2 separate regions of the Homo sapiens genome follow, and region 1 is linked to region 2. The links are chromatin contacts, found by Hi-C or POLR2A ChIA-PET in ENCODE. All regions are on one chromosome and are shown on one strand. Each heading gives the region's core, a stretch centred on a gene start or an enhancer-like site at or near the end of the contact. The rest is flanking DNA. Distances are from core to core; before and after follow the strand shown. Region 1 overlaps UTS2B (urotensin 2B). Region 2 holds the start of OSTN-AS1 (OSTN antisense RNA 1).

Region 1 (6,653 bases), core at 3,878-6,377, 35 kb before region 2:
TGCCTGGGTTCAAATTTTAACTTTGACTACCTACGCAACCTTGGAGAGTTATCTAATTTTCTCTGCCTCATTTTCTTTGCCTAAAAATGCGGATAATGATAATAATCTTCATGGGATTGTTGGGAGGAGTACATGAGTTAATTTAATTTAAAATAATTCCTAGTATGTAGTAAGTACTATGTAAGCTTAACTTAAAAAATTATTTTGATCATTATTACTACAATTATTTTCTACATGAATCCCATACAATAGCTATTAATATGACTTTTTTTATAGACGAGAAAACTGCATCTCAGAAGGGTTAAATTTAATGCTGAAAATAACCCAACTGCTAAGTGACTTAGCCAGTAAGGGTGAAGGATGAAGTGGCAGAAGATGAAGTGGAGGGTAGGAGGGAGGGAATTTAGTGGCTTTTTTTTTTTCTTTGAGACGGAGTTTCACTGCCCAGGCTGGAGTGCAATGGCACAATCTCGGCTCACTGCAACCTCTGTCTCTGGGGTTCAAGCAATTCTCCTGCCTCAGCCTCCCAAGTAGCTGGGATTACAGGCATGCACCATCACTCCCGGCTAAGTTTTGTATCTTTAGTGGAGATGGGTTTCACCATGTTGGTTAGGCTGGTCTGATTCTGGATATATTTCAAATAAAAGTCAACAAAATGTGCTGGAGAATTACACATGAAGTGTAAAAAATAGGCAGGTGTCAAAAATTACTCCAAGGATTTTGTTTTGAGCAACTAGGAACAAAGGACAGTTTCTGTTTATTGAGCCAAGGATAACTGGAGGAGAAGAAAGTACAAGAGAAAGGTTGAAATAGAGATTTGTTGGACCTTTCCTGAATCAGTATAGCTTAGGCTATTAGGTGTTAACAGTTGTAATCTAAATCTCAGAGGCATGGTGTAATAAAGTCGGGAATCGAGTCCAATGCTTGCAGCACAGCACAGCACCACTCTATTCTGTAGCCCTATCATCCAGAACGTTGATACAGCTTAACTGCCTCCAACATTGCCAAAACAGAAGAGGATAAAGGATACATCCCAGCTTTCAATTGCCTCAGTTCGGAAGGGACACACATCATTTCTACTGAAGTCCATTGGCCGGGATTAGTCACTGGGACTACCACCAACATATGGCAAGGCAGGTTGGTAAATGTAAGGAAGTACCTATAGTACTTGGTGAGCACTGCCTCTATCATAGTCTATCCTTTATCTCTTCTTAAAAACATAGACTATACTCAACTCATTCTCATTAGAGACAACCCCAAATCTCTTCTAGTGACTGCATGCAGCACAAATAACAGGCTTTCCAGGATATATTTACTAGTCTTCATCAGATATAATGTGGCCACTCCTTTTTTTTGAGACGGAGTCTCGCTCTGTAGCCCAGGCTGGAGTGCAGTGGTGCGATCTCGGCTCACTGCAACCTCTGCCTCCCAGGTTCCAGCTATTCACCTGCCTCAGCCTCCCGAGTAGATGGGACTACAGGTGGGCGCCACCAAGCCCAGCTAATTTTTTTGTATTTTTAGTAGAGATGGGGGTTTCATCATGTTGGCCAGGCTGGTTTCAAACTCCTGACCTCAGGTGATCCACCTGCCTTGAGCTCTCAAAGTGCTGGGATTACAGACATGAGGCACTGTGCCCTGCCCATTTTTTTTTTTTTTTTTTAGACGGAGTTTTGCTCTTGTTGCCTAGGCTGGAGTGCAATGGCACGCTACCTCGGCTCACTGCAACCTTCGCCTTTTGGGTTCAAGCTATTCTCCTGCCTCAGCCTCCCAAGTAGCTAGGATAACAGGCACGCACCACCACGCCCAGCTAATTTTTTGTATTTTCAGTAGAGACAGGTTTCACCATATTGGCCAGGCTGTTCTCGAACTCCTGACCTCAGGTGATCCACCCGCTTCTGCCTCCCAAAGTGCTGGGATTACAGGCATGAGCCACCATGCCCAGCCAAGCTACTCTTCATTCACAGACCTATTAACTGAAAAGATGAGTTATTATTCACCCCATACATATCCAACAATTAGCAAAGGAACAGGGAAAGGATAATCGCAATCAACAGCAAACTAAATATACTGCTTGCCAATTTACTCTTTTCCAGCCTTTCTTCTAGGAGCTCTAGGCACATGATCTGAATCCCAAGCTGTTGCAGATGCGAGTTTTAGCACTTATTTTGCCATTTAATAAAATAACTCTTAATTTTTCAAACCTATGATATCAGTTTCCTTGTCTGCCATTAATGAGTTGCTGATACTGTGTCAGATTTTAGGTATGTTTTACAGCAGCACCCTCACTTCACGTTATCAAACTGTATATTGGGATATGCTTAGCAAGCTGATAAAATAGCCTTTAAATCTCAGTGATGCAACTTTCTATAATTTTGACCGAGTTTACATGAGGTCTTACATATGTTGACCATTTTTCCTTCACTTCATGCATACACTATGTGGAACACGTGGTCTCCAATGTACCTATAGTAGGATAGGAAAGAGATGAAGCAGGTAAATATGCTTTTAACTGCCAGAGCTATGCACATGATCCCAATTTAACTTAATGGGGATGTGGGATCCCTAGGAAATACAGAGAAGTCTTAGGAATAGCTGAAGAGTTGTATTCCTACCACATATTTTGGGTTTGTTATGCCATATTTAATAAATCTTCCAGGAGTAAATTGAGTAGAAGATTAGATGTATGAATCTGAAGTTAGTGAATATGAATCTTATATCTTCAGTCAGCCCAGATTAGAGATATACATTTGGCAGTTATCAGCATTATAAATATTGTTTGGCATTGTGACGAGAGCATCTAAGGAGTGACTCCAAATATAAGGAAAAGATACCTAAAAACTGAGACTCAGATCATTCCAAGGGAAGAAACTGAGCAGATGAGGCAGAGTCAACAAAAGAGGCTGAGTAGGAGTAGGTACAAAGAAGGAGGCAAGAAAGCAACACCCACAAGTCAAGTAAAAAAACTGTTTCTGGGAAAAAGGAGTTTAAGTCTATCCAAAGCTATTGTTACCAAAACACCAGGGGTTCAGTCTAGGTCCTACAGCTCACTGCACAGAAAGCTGATCACTGAGACAAGTATTGCCAAGGAAGAAGGCTTTAATTGGGTGCTGCAGCTGAGGAGATGGAAGCTCAGTCTCAAATCCATCTCTCTAACTCACTAAAACTAGGGTTAATATAGCAGGGAAGAAATGTAACTACGTGTGAGAAAGGCAAGGAAGCAATCATAATGAATGAGTGGTCCAATATCTCATTGTCTGGATGGGGTGATCTGGTGAGTTTCAGTTCTTTGATACCTCTTTTTTTTTTTTTTTTTTTTTTTTTTGAGAGAGTCTCACTCTGTCACCAGGCTGGAGTGCAGTGGTGTGATCTCTGCTCACTGCAACCTCTGCCTCCCGTGTTCAAGCGATTCTTCTGCCTCAGCCACCCAAGTAGCTGGGACTACAGGCATGTGGCCACCACCCTCAGCTAATTTTTGTATTTTTAGTAGAGACAGGATTTCACCATGTTGGTCAGAATGGTCTCGATCTCCTGACCTCATGTCTGCCAGCCTCGTCCTCCCAAAGTGCTGGGATTACAGGCATGAGCCACCACAACTGGCCCTTTGACAGTTTTTTTTGGGAGGCCTAAAGGTCATTTCCTGAGGAAGAAACTCACCTAAAACAAATACAAGCTTTAAGCTTTAACAGCAGAAGGGTCAATTTCTGATTATCCAAAAACAACTCTCTATGGGTCTATGGGGCTGATTTCACTATGATAGATCCAGTAAAATGAGGACTGAGAACTTCCAGTTGAATTCAGCAGAGGAAAGGTCATTAATGGCCTTGCCAAGGATTGTTTGGTGAACTTTTTGTTAAAGAAAACATGACTATAGAACTGGAACCACTGACAATAGAAAATTCTCTTAAAGAATTTTGTGCTAAGGAATAGAAAAAAAATTGGTATATCAGCTAGAATGATTTGAAAGCATAAAAAAAAAACCTTTTTTGTTTATTTTTAAGAAAGTAGATATTACAACATGTTTGTAGGTCAGGTACCAGTGGCTCACACCTGCAATCCCACTACTTTGGGAGGCCAAGGCAGGAGAATCACTTGTGCCCAATCGTCTGAGACCAGCCTGGCCAATATAGGGAGGCTGTGTCTCTACAACAAATTTAAAAAATTAGCCTGGTGTGGTGACCCATGCTAGTAGTCCCAAGTACTCATGAGATTGAGACTGGAGGGTCCCTTGAGCCAAGGAGTTCGAGGTTGCAGTGAGCTATGGTTGTGCCACTGCACTCCAGCTTCGGTGACAAAGCTGAACATAATCCACGTTATACATGAAGTGCAGTGCTGTTGCCATAACTAGAGACTAACCACTGTGAATAACAATATATGAGGATGAAATAGACCCAGAAATCCAGCTTAAGACAGTAAAAACTTACGCTTACTGTGAAATATTGTACCTTTCTTTAATCTTTTAATATATTGTTGATAGACATCTGCTACAAATATAGCTGTCCAACTCCTAGCATCATGCTAAAAACGGAGAATACAAGAGTTAACAAGACAGCCATTAAGTGACACCAGAAAGCTGGTTGGGGTTTTACTTTATGTAAATGATGAATGGTGTACGCTATAAACATTGGGGAATTGGCTCTGCCACCAGTATGACTCATGACAGTTCCCTTTGACCACATCCAAAAAATTCTCCAAACTATATTCCATTGTATATTTAATTGAGCTGTTCATGTGGTATAAGTCTTGGCTAAGTGTAAGTTTATATTCTTCTGCCAGACTCAGATATTCAAAGACATCTGAAAAGACAGAGAGGTCAGTGATGATAACTTTCCAAAGCATACTATAAAAAGAAGATTGGCCAGGCATGGTGGCATGCACCTGTAGTCCCAGCTACTCAGGAGGCTGAGGTTAGAGAATCACTTGAAGCTGTAGCACTCTATGATCATGCCTGTGAATAGCCACTGTGGTCCAGGCTGGGGAATATAGTGAGAAGCCTCATCTTTTAAAAAGAAAAAAAAAAAAAACCTGAAAAAAAAGAAGAAGGTGAGATTAGTGGGTGAAGCGCCTCACTTCAATGTCTGAAAATAGACTTCTGCTTTCGCAGGGTTTGAATGTGGCTTCTAAGGGAAACTGTGGCTCTTGAAGAAATGAAAAATAGGCTCTGAGTGATATCATAAAACTCTGTTTATATGTGGTGATAAGCACAGGGGCTACGGTGTATTTGGGGAGGAAAACCTGGGCAAGCACATAGAAATTTATCATTCATTTCAATGAGGGATTATATGTTTTTCAACTCTTTTTCACTGTAAATACCACTGATCAACAATGAATCAAAGGCCCTTCTCCCAAGGGGCTTAGTTTTATAAGCTAGTTAAATAAAAGGAAATTAGAGAAACTGATAATTAGCTAGATGCAACTACTGTAAGTCAGGTGATTGGTAACAACCTACAGAAGATTTAAAATGATTCATTTATATATTTGAAGATTGAAATGCTAATATATTTGGTTTGATTTCTCTGAAGAATCATTTTATGATCAGAATGGGAGGACTAAATGTGATGACAAATGAAGTTATTTAAATATCATTTTGTGGTCTGCAAAGTGACCTTTAAACTGTCTTCCTTCCTCTTCACTCAACAGATAGATTCTCATTAGCACTGCTTTTTTACTTATGTGACTTTCTTTTTGGTATATCAGTTACCTCAAGTGTAAAATAGAGGGATGAATCTCATAGGGCAGTCTATTGAATTCTCTAGACTGTATTATATGTATTATAATTTATAACAGTGTTGTCCAATAGAATTTTCTGTGATGGGAACATTCTCTAGTTTGTACTGTCCATTGTGGTAGTCACTGGCTACAAGTGCTATTGAGCAGTTGAAATGTGACTAGTATGATGGAGATGCTGAATTTTTAATTTAATTGTGATTAACTTAAAGATCCACATGAGGCTAGTAGCTACAATATTGACTGTCCCTTTTAAAAACTTAACTCTCGCATTCAGGCACACATAAGCTATTGATTCAAGAGCAAGTTTTATCAAATATACTTCTAATAAAAAATGTATTTTGTTTTCTTCTTTAGCTTGCTTTTGGAAATACTGTGTTTAAAGCTTTTTCTCTGGATGCAAAAAAAGATAAGAATATCAGGAAAATATATGTATCTACTCACTCTGCTGTAGGCAGACCCCCTGAAACTATTGCTGTGGAATAAAAGATGAAATGCTCCTGATTATTGTAAATACAAAATTGCATGCGGGATTGTGTAAAGACAATGCCAGGTTGGACTGCCAGAATGAGCCAACAGCACTTGCTTCCCCCTGTAGAGAGCCTATGAATGGACGTGCAGTCAGGGAGGTTTCATATCACCAAGATTCCTATCCCAGAAAAGCAGATGTTCATAGCTCTGGGAATGGAATGCGCCCCTCGTGGAGAGCCTATAAACGGATGCATGGAAGGCGCCTGTCCATATGGATAAGATAGGGTTGTAAACGTCCTCATCTTGCCATGGCTCTTCTAGGCCTCTTTAGGGTTAAGGCATATTTCCTTCTGAGAATTTCTGGTCTAAGCGGTTGTCTAGCTTCATGTCCTGTTTCCATGGATTGTTTGTAACCAGCTTTTGTTACAATTGTTACTGCTGATTAATATCTTGCTAAT
Region 2 (6,047 bases), core at 1,877-4,376:
GAAATATCTGAAACTGGTGATTGGCATCTTCCTGATAAGATCTCAGGTGTTGGGTGAGTTTGCTCAAGCATGCGCTTTAAGAGGTCAAAAGGTGGCATTTAACTGGTACATGACCTTCTAGGGGCATTCCACTGAAAGAAGGATGCCAGGTGCTGGAAGCAGGCCAGCATATAATACCCTAAGGCCAAGGTCAAATGGGGCACTTGACCTCCAAGATGCCTGCTTGGCCTTCTTCCAAGTGTACTTCACTTTTCATTCCTGCTCTAAAGCTTTTTAATAAACTTCCACCCCACTCTAAAACTTGCCTAGCTTTCTTCTTCTGCTTTATGCCCCTCAGTCAAAGTCTTTCTTCTAAGGAGGCAAGAATTGAGATAGCTGCAGTCCCGTTAGGATAGAAATCCATATATCATGGATACAGTAATTCTAAAACTATTCATTTAATGCATATATTCTAAGTGAATCTCACTGTTCCTGGCCTTTGACAAATATCTTATTCACACAGAACTTTAATTTCTTTGTAGAAAGTCGCTTGAGGCAACGCATAATTGACTTTTGCCTCTACATCCTCATTTCACATGTAAAACCTAGATTTACTTAGGCTAATCAGAGCCTCACAAGAATGTCAGCATCTGCCTCACTGCCTGCCCTCCCTGCCATTTTTCCCCTCCTGCTTGCTCTAGCAGCTTTGTAGAAAGCTACTTTCTGCAAAGAAATTAAGTGGAAAGTCACGGCCTTGGAGTTAAACAATCTGGCATGTAATTTATATCAACATAATCTCAGGGAAATCATTTTATCTCTCCGAAAACATAATAAAATGTGGATCCTAATGTCAGAGGCATTTGAACCAGAGTGACTCCATCTTGAATAGGGGCTGGGTAAAAAGAGGCTAAGACTTGCTGGACTGCATTCCCAGAAGGTCAGGCATTTTAGTCAGAGGATGTTTACAGTTAAGAAAACAAGTTAATAATGTTTATGGAAGAGATCCAGGACTTAGCAGGTCCAGAAAATATCCTGATGTCACGATATCTTAAGAACAAAAGTATTCTTAGTTTAAGAGTAAGTTTCACTTTAAAGATAATAATATAAATTATTGTGGAAGACAGTAGTTATACAAAGATTAACAATCCTTTGTCCCAAGCCCTTGTAGTAGCGCACATCTCCCCAAGGATTGTTTTTTTTTTTGCGTTATTATCTTATATATAAACAAGCATTATACCTAAAATGGACGCATTCCTCCTCTTGCTTTTGGGCCCTACTCTCTATGGAGTAGGCATTTTTTTGTTTCTTCATTTCTGTAATAAAATTGCTTTCACTTTACTCTGTGGACTTGCCTTAAATTCTTTCTTGTGTGACATCCAAGAACCCTCTCTTGGGGTCTGGTTCGGGACCCCTTTCTGGTAACAATACCTCCTTCTTAGTGTGTGATAGAGATTTTTAAAAAAGAATGTACCAGAATATTAAAATGGGATGCTTTCTATCTCAGTTTTTGGCTGTGGCTTTAAAAGGCTGAGTAAAAAAGAGACAGAAAGAGAGAAAGTATGTGGGAAGTATTTCGTTTTGCATTCCAAAGTGAGGTGCTAGACTTATGTAGTACTTCCAAAGGAGGTTGCTACAAACTTAGTTTTTTCCAACTTCAATCCAATAAAAGGATTCATATTGAATAGCTCAGGAAGGGAGAATTTCTTGGGAGCAAGTTATTGAAAAACAATGGCATTTTCCTTCCTCCTTCATATGGGGAAAGGGCTTTGAGAAAAACACTTCGAGTTTAAAATATGTCCATTGAAGCATGGTGAACCTAATAAAATAGTGTCTATGAAATCTAAAGGGCAAGAAGCTGTGAGAATTGGCTTGATACCAGACTGAAGAGATGACTGCACCAAGAACTGCTTCACTTTCAGTAATGAGAGTCAAGGATGTGGGTTTTCTGTGGGCAGATGTAGAGCATGTGGAGAGAGTCAGCCTGGGTCAATTATAAAAGGGACCTTGCCCCAAGGGCTTTCTGTCAGGGCTGATGGGGGAAGCAAACTCATCAGGATGCTGATGGTGGTGTCAAATGCAGAAGATGAGAGAGTAGGGTGAGGATGAGGGGCATAGCAGATCTGCCAGAAGAGGAGTATTATTGGAGGTAAGGACGCCTATGTTACTATTCGCACTGGGGGTTATGTGACCCCCAGAAACATTCCAAGATGAGTCAGCTTTGAGCATTCACCAAAGCCATGAGGGCACAAAGACAGGTCATGATATTATGTCAAGTAAGACTTTGTTTTACTTCTCTGCATGCATCTCCATCCCCAGTTCTGGAGGAGACAAAAGGCAGCCTACTGTGATAGGGGAGATTGTGAATATAAACTGGCCACAAGCTCCTTCCCACTGAAGCCTTCCAGGATGAATGGGGTCCAAGCTAGGGAAAAGAGAAGCTTTATTAGTATTCATGGTTTGGGGTCACATATAAGAATGGTTATTTGAATTACTGTTATATGGTTATTTTTCTAGTACAAGTAACCATAGGGATTCTTATTATTTTGATGTGGCCAGTAGAGCCATTAATACCTGCCTTTGGGTTTACTCAAGGGGTAGGGAACAACAACTACCACTGAGTGGGTTGGAATGCATGGGGATGGGAGGAAAAGCTGTTTTTTCTGATTATGACTTATGGAGTTTTTCTCTTTCAATTAGGTGGTATAATAACAATATTCTGGAGCAAAGTGTTTCTTGACCTAAATCTACAGAATGTGTATAATTTTGCTGGCTATCTTCCCTCTGCTCTCAGATGTATGCTGCCTTTTCTCACCCTACTTTCAGTCCTAGGAGGCTGATCTTTTTGGAACATATAAATGTTCCTGTGCCCTCTGGCTTTGGTGTGGATCAAGCAATAGATAATTTGGGGAAGACAGAATAGAGGAAGAGGAGGAGAGAGGTCAGGATAATTTTCTCCTGGCCACTCCTTGCAAGACCTCTTCCCGGGAGTATGCTCCTGAAGAAAAGTCACTACTTTTCTTTTCTTTTTGTGCTTTGCTTTTTTTTTTTTTTTTTTCAGATGGTGTCCCGTTCTGTTGCCCAGGCTGGAGTGCAATGGCGTGATCTTGGCTCACTGCAACCTCTGCCTCCCGGGTTCAAGCGATTCTCCTGCCTCAGCTTCCCAAGGAGCTGGGATTACAGGCGCGTGCCACCACACCCAGCTAATTTTTATATTTTTAGTAGAGACGGGGTTTCGCTTTGCTGGCCAGGCTGGTGACAAACTCCTACCCTCAGGCGATCCACCTGCCTCGGCCTCCCAAAGTGCTGAGATTACAGGCATGAGCCACTGCACCCGGCCAAGTCACTACTTTTCTCAAGGCATCTGAAACTCTGTGACTCTCTGACTTTTGGAAACCTCTTCCTTTCTTGTCTTTTCAGGCCACCGTGGGCTGCTGTGCCATCCATTATAATCTACCTGTACCCAGAGTTTTGTAAATAGTCTTCCTTTGAAAAAACCCTCCTCAAATTTTCCTATTTCAAAGGTGACACCTATTTCTTGTTGGAACCCTAACCCAATAGCATTTCTTGCTTTACTGACCTAAAATATTAAATGGGAGAATTAAAGCAATAAGAGTTGTACAAATATTTAATAGTAATTGAATTCAAATATAGAGCACTATTATTGTTATTATTTGCAAGACATTTTTAGTGTTGTGTGAAGGAGTGAGAGAAACCATTATTTAGAAAAATTCTAGGCCAATCATCAATTTTTTTTTTTTTGAGATGGAGTTTCGCTCTTGTGACCCATGCTGGAGTGTAATGGTGTGATCTCAGCTAACTGCAACCTCCGCCTCCTGGGCTCAAGTGATTCTCCTGCCTCAGCCCCCAAGTAGCTAGGATCACAGGCATGCGCCGCCACACCCAGCAAATTTTGTATTTTTAGTAGAGATGGTGTTTCACCATGTTGGTCATGCTGGTCTCAAACTCCCAACCTCAGATGATCTGCCTGCCTCGGCCTCCCAAAGTGCTGGGATTAAGGGCATGAGCCACAGTGCCTGGCCGTCAATATCTTCTAATGTTAAAGAGTCAGTCAGATAGTAGATACTATTCTTCCAGAAAAAAGTCAGGGCGTGGTAGCTCATGCCTGTAATCCTAGCACTTTGGAAGGTTGAGGCAGGCAGATCACTTGAGATCAGGAGTCCCAGCTACTTGGTAGGCTGAGGCAGGAGAATCGCTAGAACCCGGGATGTGGAGGTTGCAGTGAGCTGAGATTTTGCCACTGCACTCCAGCTTGGGTGACAGAGCAAGACTCTGTCTCAAAAAACGAAAAAAAGAAAACAGAAATAAAATGGTAACTTCAGACTTTAAACAAGTGAATGGAAATGAGAAAAATATTTTGGGCTTCAAAGTATAGTTGAGTTAGTGTTGCCCGGAGAATTGAAGTAATTTGCACATGAATCAGAAAATGAAGCTAGTGTCCTATTCAGGTAAAAATGTGTTAAGCAATACAAAATAGGAAACAACAGGTGGTTCTTTATTTCAAGTTAATATGACCTGATATAGGGTTTTCCCTGTTTAGCTTTTTATATTTGTTTCTTTTCATTTTTGTTTTCCCTAGCTTTCATGAATTTTTTTGTTTCCATCTCCTGGTGGACCTTTTTGAAAGTAGAGTTAATTTCCTTTTTCTTTTCTGATATTTTATAGTAATATAGAATTAAATAATATGTTTTGTACCCTGGTGACTCAGAGTTTTAAAATCTGGGATTATGGAGCAATATAATTCAGGGGCCTATACGTGTAGATGGGAAAGGGTTACATCTTTAGTTCCATTAACCTGTAAATGAAAGATAGCATTTATGACCGAACGCAGTGGCTCACACCAGTAATCCCAGCACTCTGAAAGGCAGAGGTGGGCAGATCACTTGAGGCCAGGAGCTCGAGACCAGGCTGGCCAACATGGAGAAACACAGTCCCTACTAAAAATACAAAAATTAGCCAGGTGTGGTGGCAGGCACCTATAATCCCATGCCTATAATCCCAGCTACTTGGGAGGCTGAGGCAGGAGAATCACTTGAAACTGGGAGGTGGAGGGAGCAGTGAGCCGAGATCTCACCATTGCACTCCAGCCTGGGCAACAAGAGCAAAACTGCGTCTCAAAAAAAAAAAAAAATGATTTAGTCACTGCCCTTCAGCCTAGGCAACAGAGTGAGACTCCATCTCAAAAAATAAAAATAAAAATAAACATAATTTTATATATATATATATAGCATTTACTTTATGAATATAGAAAAAAATAATAGTAATAGTTGTGTCTGAACATTGTTACTCATATAAATCACAAATACTTTCAAAGCACATTTTAATTATCACAGATGCTTTGAAATGGTTATGTTCTGCACTAGTTACAACAATTTTTTTTTTTTTTTTTTTTTTTTTTTTTTAGACAGAGTCTCCCTCTGTCACCCAGGCTGGAGTGCTGTGGCACAATCTTGGCTCACTGAAACCTCCGCCTCCCACGTGTTCAAGCGATTCTCATGCCTCAGCCTCCCGAGTAGCTGGGATTACAGTTGAGTGCCACCACGCCTGGCTGATTTTTGTATTTTCAGTAGAGACGGGATTTCACCACGTTGGCCAGGCTGGTCACGAACTCCTAACCTCAGGTGCTCTGCCTGCCTCGGCCTCCCCAAGTGCTGGAATTACAGGCATGAGCCACCGCACCCAGCCACAGCTATTGTTTGCAGACATATCTTTACATCTTATTTTAGGTATTAATAAATATAATATTTAAAATATTTTATGTATATGTTTTATTGCAAATTAATTAAAAAATTGTTTTTGATAATTCTGTTTCTAAACAGTGGCTAACCTTTGAACTCATAAATTCTATCACTCTAAAAACAATACTCTGAGAAGGGGTTCATAGGTTTCCCCAAATTGCCATAGTGACATATGACACAAAGTTTATGAATCCCTGAATTAAGTGATGTATGTGATCTTTAAGCACAGAGTATGGAAAATGGATCTCAGATGTATTACCTTCTCTTAGTAAGTATGGGAAGATAGAGAATGTGTGCCTGATAAGGGGAAAA

The links. A loop is a pair of places that touch in the nucleus more often than their neighbours do. ChIA-PET counts read pairs that join two places held with the same protein, here RNA polymerase II (POLR2A). Pooled maps may share reads with other maps.
Region 1: a pooled map shows a loop between it and region 2 (2.5-fold over the local background). The contact joins the enhancer-like site here to the promoter of OSTN-AS1 in region 2. A Hi-C loop is called at or near these places in 2 of 37 single-sample maps with no recorded cell type and 4 of 50 pooled maps. POLR2A ChIA-PET finds 5 or more read pairs at or near these places in 4 of 52 experiments (A673, GM12878, OCI-LY7 and 1 more).

What each region holds. Positions count from the first base shown.
Region 1 is chr3:191,267,870-191,274,522 of GRCh38, reverse strand. It overlaps UTS2B (urotensin 2B), which reads left to right. Exons shown (of 9, transcript NM_198152.5): 9 at 6,082-6,653. The coding sequence ends at 6,107. Among named protein-coding and RNA genes, the nearest start is that of OSTN-AS1, 37 kb to the right of the region's middle. RefSeq lists an enhancer at 5,131-5,240. Within about 2 kb of position 5,127, at least 2 of the 41 ENCODE cell types and tissues checked have a DNase peak (open chromatin) inside an H3K27ac peak, as active enhancers do; they include GM12878, where a contact is called at or near this core.
Region 2 is chr3:191,231,684-191,237,730 of GRCh38, reverse strand. It overlaps OSTN-AS1 (OSTN antisense RNA 1), which reads left to right and starts at 3,126. Exons shown (of 6, transcript NR_133663.1): 1 at 3,126-3,159. The region is part of intron 3 of OSTN (osteocrin); the gene reads right to left.